Linked DNA regions of Homo sapiens: regions 1 and 2 are each linked to region 3. Evidence: read pairs that join two places in POLR2A ChIA-PET (ENCODE). Cell type or tissue: PC-3. All regions are shown on one strand.

Region 1 (2,500 bases), 570 kb before region 3:
CAAGTGATACTCCTGCCTCGGCCTCCCAAAGTGCTGGGATTACAGGTATGAATCTCCGCACCTGGCCTATTTTATTTTATTTTTTATAGGGACCATTGCAATGGGGTCTTGCCAAGGGGGAGACAGAGGGTGGACTCAACTCCTCATTATCTCCATTTTACAGATGAAGAAAATGAGGCACTGAGAGATTACATAACTTCCCTTGAGTCATATTTGCTTGTAAGTGGTAAGGCTGGATGTTGAACCCAGGACAAAGGGGTATGTATGCATGTATGTATGTATTTATTTTTAATTTATTTTTTAAAGACAAGATCTCTGCTGTCACTCAGGCTCAAGTACAGTGGCAAGATCATAGCTTACTGCAGCCTTAACCTCCTGGGCTCAAGGAATCCTCCCGCCTCAGCCTCCTGAGTAGCTGGGAATATAGGTATATTCTGCTGTACCTGGCTAGATGTTAAAAGCTAGTGGCTTTTAAGCTTTGTGCTATACCACCTTTTTCAAGACCACTGAGTTCAGATAGTGACCTCAGAGTGAGGACACAATGGCACTCCAGCTCAGACAGGTCTCTGGGGATAGTGACAGAATTCTCTCTTCCCAGTGTCCACTCAAGGGACAGAATTCTGTACCTTAGGCCAGAATTTCCTCCAGTTCTTTCCATCCCTTGGGCAACCTACATATCTGTGGCCTATTCTAGGGGACTGGAAGTGACAGCTGAGACCTGCTTAGTGACGTGACATCATGGGAATTTGAGAGCACAGGCTTTGAGGCTGGCATGGTGATAGTAATTACTGGCCTCAGCATGACGGGGAGGGTGACTGAGATAAGCGCCTGGAAAGAGGCTGGCAGGGTGCCGGGCACTTAGAAGGCACCCGGTGTGGTGGAGATGGTTGGCCTTGTGGATTGTCCTGTAGTCTGTTAATTCCTAGGACTGGAATACTAATTTTATGGTTGGGGGATACTTGATAGAACTTGTTTCTGCAGGATGAGAAGGAAAATGCTCTGCAAATTTGCAGAGCACTGACTATAAAAATTGAGACCAGAGAACTTACTATAAGCTGGGTACCCTGGGAGGCACTGACATATATCATCTCACAATCTTTGCAAACAACTCTAGGGAACGGGACACCCCTGTTACAGATGAGGAGGCTGAGGATCAGAGATGAGCTTGCTCAAGGTCGCTTAGCTAGTAAGTGGTAGAATTGGGCTTCTGATCATTTCTTTTGCTTAAAGATTTCTTTGATGTGGGACTAGTTCCTTCCTCTCTGCTATATCATTTCTTTTTCTTTTTCTTTCTTTTTTGTAATTTTTTTTTTTTTTTGAGATGTGGTCTTGCTCTGTTGCCCAGGCTGGAATGCAGTGGCACAATCACGGCTCACTGCAGCCTCGACCAGCCAGGCTCAAGTGGTCCCCCCACCCCAGCTTCCCAAGTACCTGGGACTACAGGTGCACACCACCATGTTCAGCTAATTTTTAAATTTTTTGTAGAGAAACGGTCTTGTCATGTTTCCCAGGCTGGTCTTGAACTCTGGGGCGCAAGCAATCCTCTCTCCTGGGTCTCTCAAAGTGCTGGGATTACAGGCATGAAGCACTGTGCCCAGCCTCCTCCATGTCTTTCTTTCTTTTTTTTTTTTTTTTTTTTTTTTTTTTTTGAGACAGAGTCTTGCTCTGCCACCCAGGCTGGAATGCAGTGGCGCGATCTCAGCTCACTGCAGCCTCCGCCTTCCGGGTACAAGTGATTCTCCTGTCTCAGCCCCCCGAGCAGCTGGGAATATAGGTGCCCACCATCATGCCCGGCTAATTTTTGTATTTTTAGTAGAGACAGGGTTTTGCCATATTGGCCAGGCTGGTCTCGAACTCCTGACCTTAGGCGATCTGCCTGTCTCGTCCTCCCAAAGTGCTGGGATTACAGGCATGAGCCACTGCACCTGGCCCCTCCATGTTTTTCAAGTCTGCTCACATGATCCTTCTCATTAAGGCCTCTGCTGTCCATCCCATCCAAGATTGCAAACCTCTCCTTCCCCCTCCAAACTACCTTGCTCTTGTTCATTCTATTTTGATAGTGCATCTTGCCTTTTATTTTAGTTGATTTTTATTTTTTGTGGCGGGGCAGAGTCTCACTCTGCTGCCCAGGTGGAGTGCAGTGGCATGATCTCAGCTCACTTCAACCTCTGCCTCCTGGGTTCAAGAGATTCTTGTGCCTCAGCCTCCTGAGTAGCTGGGATTACAAGCTTGCACCACCATGCCTGGCTAATTTTTGTATTTTTAGGGGAGGCGGGGTTTCACCATGTTGGCCAGGCTGGTCTCAAACTCTTGGCCTCAAGTGATCCACCTGCCTCGGCCTCCCAAAGTGCTGGGATTACAGGCGTGGGCCACTGCGCCCGGCTACATCTTGCCTTTTAACAAGCCATGGAATTCCCTTACTTATGATGCTTGTGCTTGATTATATTTCTCTTTATAGTAAAATGTAAGCTCCATTAGTGTTTAAAAAGTATTTATCTTT
Region 2 (2,500 bases), 620 kb before region 3:
TGTTGTTGTTGTTGTTGTGTTTTTTTTTTTGGGGGGGGAGATAGGTGGGGGCAGGAGAGAAGTCAACACTCAGAAATCTCTAGGTACAAATCTTAGCTGTGTCACCCTAGGCCAAGAGACTTTGATTAACTTGTGCCTCAGCTTCCTTATAGGAAGAAAAAACAGGGAAATCATAAGTAATTCATATACTTATTGAGGACTTTGTAGATATTAAATGAGTGAAAGCCTGCAATATGCTGCACACAGTGTGTGCAGCCCCCAGGAAATCTCCTTGCACCTGTTAAATGGGGATACAGATTCAGTTTACCCCACAGAGGTAACCAAGGGGAAGCCGGAGGACATAAATTAGTAGGAATAATTTTTTAAATCTTTCTTCTTCCCCAACCCCCATCCTCCCACCCCAATCCTAGAAGTTTCTCCAAACAAAACAAAACAAAACAAAAAAAACAGACAGTGAAGATCTTAAGCAAAAGGAAACTGGGGCTGGGGGAGGGAAAAAGGGCATTTGTTATAAACAGAGACAAAGAAATCGTCCAGCATGATTCACTGGTGTTCCAGGTGAGAAGCCGAGGTAGGCCGCAGGAGTTCAGGAGTGCACTAAGCTGGGAATTGGCAGAAGCAGCATTTAAGATGCAGGCACCCTGGCCTGGGCCAGTTCTCTGCATCATGCCTTGAGGTGCCCTTAAGGTTTTGTCTGTTCAGGTAGTCCTTGGTGTACCAACCACCTGCCCACCTAGGACAGGGTCTCCCGGAGAAGCCAGCAGAGGAGATGGGAGGAATTGAGAAATGCCAGAAGCCAAGCCTTTCCTCAGCTCCCTCCTCCCTGGAGTGGGGAGGCCAATCTGGTTTCTTGGCGCAGGGAAGGGAGACCAGACGAATGTGCTCAGACAAAACAAAAGGCAACAGCATGCAAAACCTCATAGAACCTTTTCATCGAGTTCAGGGTGTTTCCAGCCGCCTGAGACCTCCCCCCAGCACAGCTGTCTGAGCCACACACAGGCCTCCAGGCCTGCCCCAGTCCCTGCTTATCCCTGTCCTCTGACATTTCCCACGTGTGCACAAACCATTAACCCTTCGAGGAATAGGCTGGCCTGCTTGGGGTTGGGGGTGGGGAGAAGAGCTTCGAACTGGGAGGAAAGGCTGGAGGAATCAAGACTGAACTCCTACTCAGGAAGTAGTCACTTCCCCTCCCCAGGCCTAGAGTCCCATTCCTGGGGAAGGGTTGGCTATGAGACACTTAAGAGACATGTCAGCTCTGAAGCTAAAATCAGAAACCCTCAAAGAGGCCCTGGAGTCAGATAGCCTGGGGTTGAGTCTCAGCTCCACCATGTACCCGCTGTGTGACCTTGGACAAGTCACTCAACATCTCTGGGCGTCTTCGCCTTCATCTGTAAAGTGGAGGTGATAATAGTACCCCTGAAGGGTTAGGTCAAATGAGTCAATACAGAGCAAGCACTTAGAAGAATGCCTGAAAGTAAGTGCTGTGTCCAGCTGTTATCTTTGTTACTACCTATCTACTCTGCTGGAAACAGCCTTTAACTTCGGAAAAATTTTAAAGATTTTTGGGGTGAATGGGGAGAATGAAGTCATAATAACTCCATGAGCTAAGCCTTGAACCCGGTAATGGCTCAGTAAAAATTATTACAGCTACTAGGCCAAAGGGATCGGGTGAGGGTCTGCTGGCAAAGGACAGGGAAACTGGACGAAAGGTGGAAAGACTGGTGGAGGCAGGAAGAAGGATCCATACCTGAGAGGCCAGGACGTGCTGCTGGAGGTGGAAGGGCAGGGTGGCCGCGGACGCCCCGGACAGTCCCTGCGCCGCAGCGGCAGAGGCCATGGCCGTGGAATCCAGGCCCGAGACACCGGTGGAGGCCCCAGAAACCGTGGCCAGGAGGGGACCCATGCCAGCGGCCGCCATGCTGGAGAAGGCGCCCCCCATGGCAAACTGGCTGGGGTGCAGGAAGAGCGGGTGCCCGTTGAAGAACTGTTGGCCCGCCAGGCCCGGGGCGAAGCCGAGGCCAGGCAGGGGGCCCTGGGCCAGGTGCGCGGCGGCCGCGTCCGTCTGCACCGTGAGCGGCGCGAAGGCCTCCTTGCCCGGGAGCGCGCGCGCCTCTTCCACCTTGGCCGGCGCTGTGCCCTCGCGAACCGGGCTCCTGCGCTCCTCCGCGCCCAGGCCGCGAGTGCTGGACGAGATGGTGGCGGGGCTATGGCGTGAGTCGGGCGACGCTTTGTCCAGCCGCCCGCTGTCCCGGGGCCGCTCAGCAGCGAAAAGGTGAGCCTTGACCGCGGGGCTGCCCTTGTCACGGCAGGGCTCCTCCGACGTGGTGGTGGAGATCTTGGCCGCGTCGCAGGCCTCGGGGCCATGCTCCTCTTTGCTCTCGGCCTCGGCGTCGCTCTCACCCTCGCTGGGACATAAATCTACCACAGGCGAAGGAAAAAACCAAGGCAGAAGGGCGTTATCTCCAGTATGAGCCAACGGAACTCCAGTTCCCAAGTTGGA
Region 3 (2,500 bases):
AACGGTGAAGTCAGTTGTTCAAGATCACACAGGCTATATGTGACAGAGTCAAGATTAGGACACAAACCTGCCTGCCTTCAAAGCCTATTCCAGCCATCCTAAGGAGCTGTACATATTAGATATTGAAGTCAATATGCATAACACACTTCACACTCGGTAGGTGGCCAATAAATACTGTCTCCCTCTTCCTCTTGGTCTCTCATACCATCTTCTCTCACCAATCCTGTTTTCTACTCCCCCATCTTTCCCCAAACTCTACTTCAAGTTGGAAAACATTGCCACAAATTTAAAAACAAACAAAAAAAACCTCCTTGGCTTGGCCTCCTCAGTTCCCACCAACTGATAGGAAGCAGACATTCAAACTCAAGGGAAGGGAAAGAGGGTATATTCATCCTCAGTGACGCTCCCAATGACAAGGACAGTTCTGCTTGAGACCTCAGTTTCCTGTTTTTTTAACCTCTACCTTTCTATCACAGCCGAGATGTGTCATGTCAGCATATTGTGATCATTCTTTAAGTGAGGTATGTACGCTAGCTGCTTGTGAAAATTCAGGTTCCTGGGCCCTGCCCCCAACCTACTTAATTCAAATTTCTGGGGGCAGGGCCCCAGAGTATGCATTTTTAATGATCTCCCTGAGTGGTTCCTAGGCACACTAAAGTCTGGAAACCCCTAACACAGAACTTTGGCAAGCGGGAGAGGAAAAGCAAGCACTTCCTCAACCTGAGCACGTAAAACTCTGCACTGCAAGCTGAGCTCGGGAAGCTGAGTTCCTGAGGGGGATGGCTTCTCCTGTCTCTTATCCACCATGCACTCTTGGGATCTCCCTCTCATTTGCCACTGGAGACAGACGTTGTAGCTCTGCTTGGCTCCTGCACCCCTGAATTCATGCGTGTTCTGCATCATATTCCACTCTGTTCCAACTGTCCCTGGGTGTAGCTTTCCCTTACGGCAGTAAGTGGTCCCCAACTTTTTCAGCATCAGGAATGGTTTCATGGAAGACAATTTTTCCATGGATTGGGGGTTGGGGTGGGGGTGGTTTTGGGATAAACTGTTCCACCTCATATCATCAGGCATTAGTTACATTCTCAAAAGGAGCGTGCAACCTAGATCCCTCGCATGCACAGTTCACACTAGGGTTCACGCTCCTATATGAATCTGATGATGCTGTTGATCTAACAGGAGGCGGAGCTCAGGTGGTTATGCTCACTCATCTGTTGCTCACCTCCTGCTGTGTGTTTCAGTTCCTAAGAGGCCACAGACCAGTACCAGTCCACAGCCTGAGGGCTGGGGACCCCTGCCCTAGAGCATACAGTGCTGCCTCTAGCTTTCAGTGAGGAATAAAATTTCCACTGAGCTGGAGAATTTAACATATTAGTTAAAGGGAGAAGTTAACATATTAGTCACTGAGGTAAATAAATACTACAAAAATAAAAAAAAAGGAAAGGAATAAAGGAAGGCAGGGAAGGAGGGAGGGAGGGGAAAAAAGTAGTTATTCACAGCCATGAACATGCCATGAGGTTTGTAGGGAGTGAAACACACACACATACACACACACACACACACACACATGCACACGTGTTTGTGTTGCTATTTCACTCTCTTTCATTCATTTTTCCAAGTCCCTTCAACATCAACCTTATCACAGTTTTCTTTTTGTGGACCTGGGCATGTCGCTGAACCTGTCTGTGTCTCTGGAGCCATAAAATTGGGATAATAACCCTACTTTTTCTGCCCCCAAGATGTTGTGGAGTAACTTAGATGTGGCTGCTTTCTTTGAAAAGACTAGAGAGTTGTACAAGTATCACAGGTTATTATGATCATTACCAGTTTCCAGGGCCCCTGAGATACCCATGCCAAAGTACCCCAAGGCTCTCTAATGAGCACATATGAACCCGTTCTACAGCTGGACAAGCTGACTCAGTCTGAGCTTTGGCAACATGACCCAGTGAACAGTAGAACAAGTTGAAGACATCAAATGAGGCTCCTAGCCCTTGCTTGTGGACGCTGTTGTGTTTTGCATGTAAGTCAACATACTTTGGTGAAGGGAACAAAGGGAAGTGGGTCATAAAAGTTCAGGACCTTTGCTCCTGGAAGCTGTGAGCACTACTTCTTCCAGAAAGGTCCTTTGTTGCTTCTAGGCACTAATAGGATCAATTGACCTCATGGTAGTCCAGGATTTGGGCTTGTAAGCTCCCCTTGGATCTGATAAAATATTGAGTCAAGGTCCTCTGCTGCCATCAGGGCACAGACAACGTCTGTTGCTTTAAATGCCGTATCCCTAGAGTTCTGCTCAGGGACCTGACACATAGTAGGTGCTCAATAAATGTTTGCTGAATAAGTAAGTGATTGAATAAATGAATGAACAAAAGAGTAAATAAATTTCCCCGTGGGATTCCAGATAAACAGGATATGCTCTCTATGTCTCCTCTCCACACCCACAGCCAATGTTGACAGATTCCCATCCTGTGAGTCCAGATGCAGTCTCAATTCTTGCGGCAGC

The links. Peaks named below come from ENCODE experiments on the same cell type or tissue, not always from the same donor. Only the 100,000 strongest peaks of a DNase experiment are listed, where the experiment ranks them.
Region 1: POLR2A ChIA-PET joins it to region 3 with 5 read pairs; 2 of 35 experiments call an interaction of 5 or more read pairs at or near these places.
Region 2: POLR2A ChIA-PET joins it to region 3 with 5 read pairs; 4 of 35 experiments call an interaction of 5 or more read pairs at or near these places.

The regions. Positions count from the first base shown.
Region 1 is chr12:114,725,489-114,727,988 of GRCh38, forward strand. All of the region lies in intron 1 of TBX3-AS1 (TBX3 antisense RNA 1), which reads left to right. Among named protein-coding and RNA genes, the nearest start is that of TBX3, 43 kb to the left of the region's middle. In PC-3, no CTCF peak of the experiment used is centred here; no DNase peak of the experiment used is centred here.
Region 2 is chr12:114,672,418-114,674,917 of GRCh38, forward strand. It overlaps TBX3 (T-box transcription factor 3), which reads right to left. Exons shown (of 7, transcript NM_005996.4): 6 at 1,748-2,418. Among named protein-coding and RNA genes, the nearest start is that of TBX3-AS1, 8.6 kb to the right of the region's middle. RefSeq lists an enhancer at 1-214. In PC-3, no CTCF peak of the experiment used is centred here; DNase peaks (open chromatin) are centred at 574 and 1,214; H3K4me3 peaks cover 2,500 bases; H3K27ac peaks cover 2,500 bases.
Region 3 is chr12:115,295,604-115,298,103 of GRCh38, forward strand. It overlaps a transcript of LOC124903082 not described here. Among named protein-coding and RNA genes, the nearest start is that of LINC02463, 590 kb to the right of the region's middle. In PC-3, no CTCF peak of the experiment used is centred here; a DNase peak (open chromatin) is centred at 1,248; H3K27ac peaks cover 814 bases.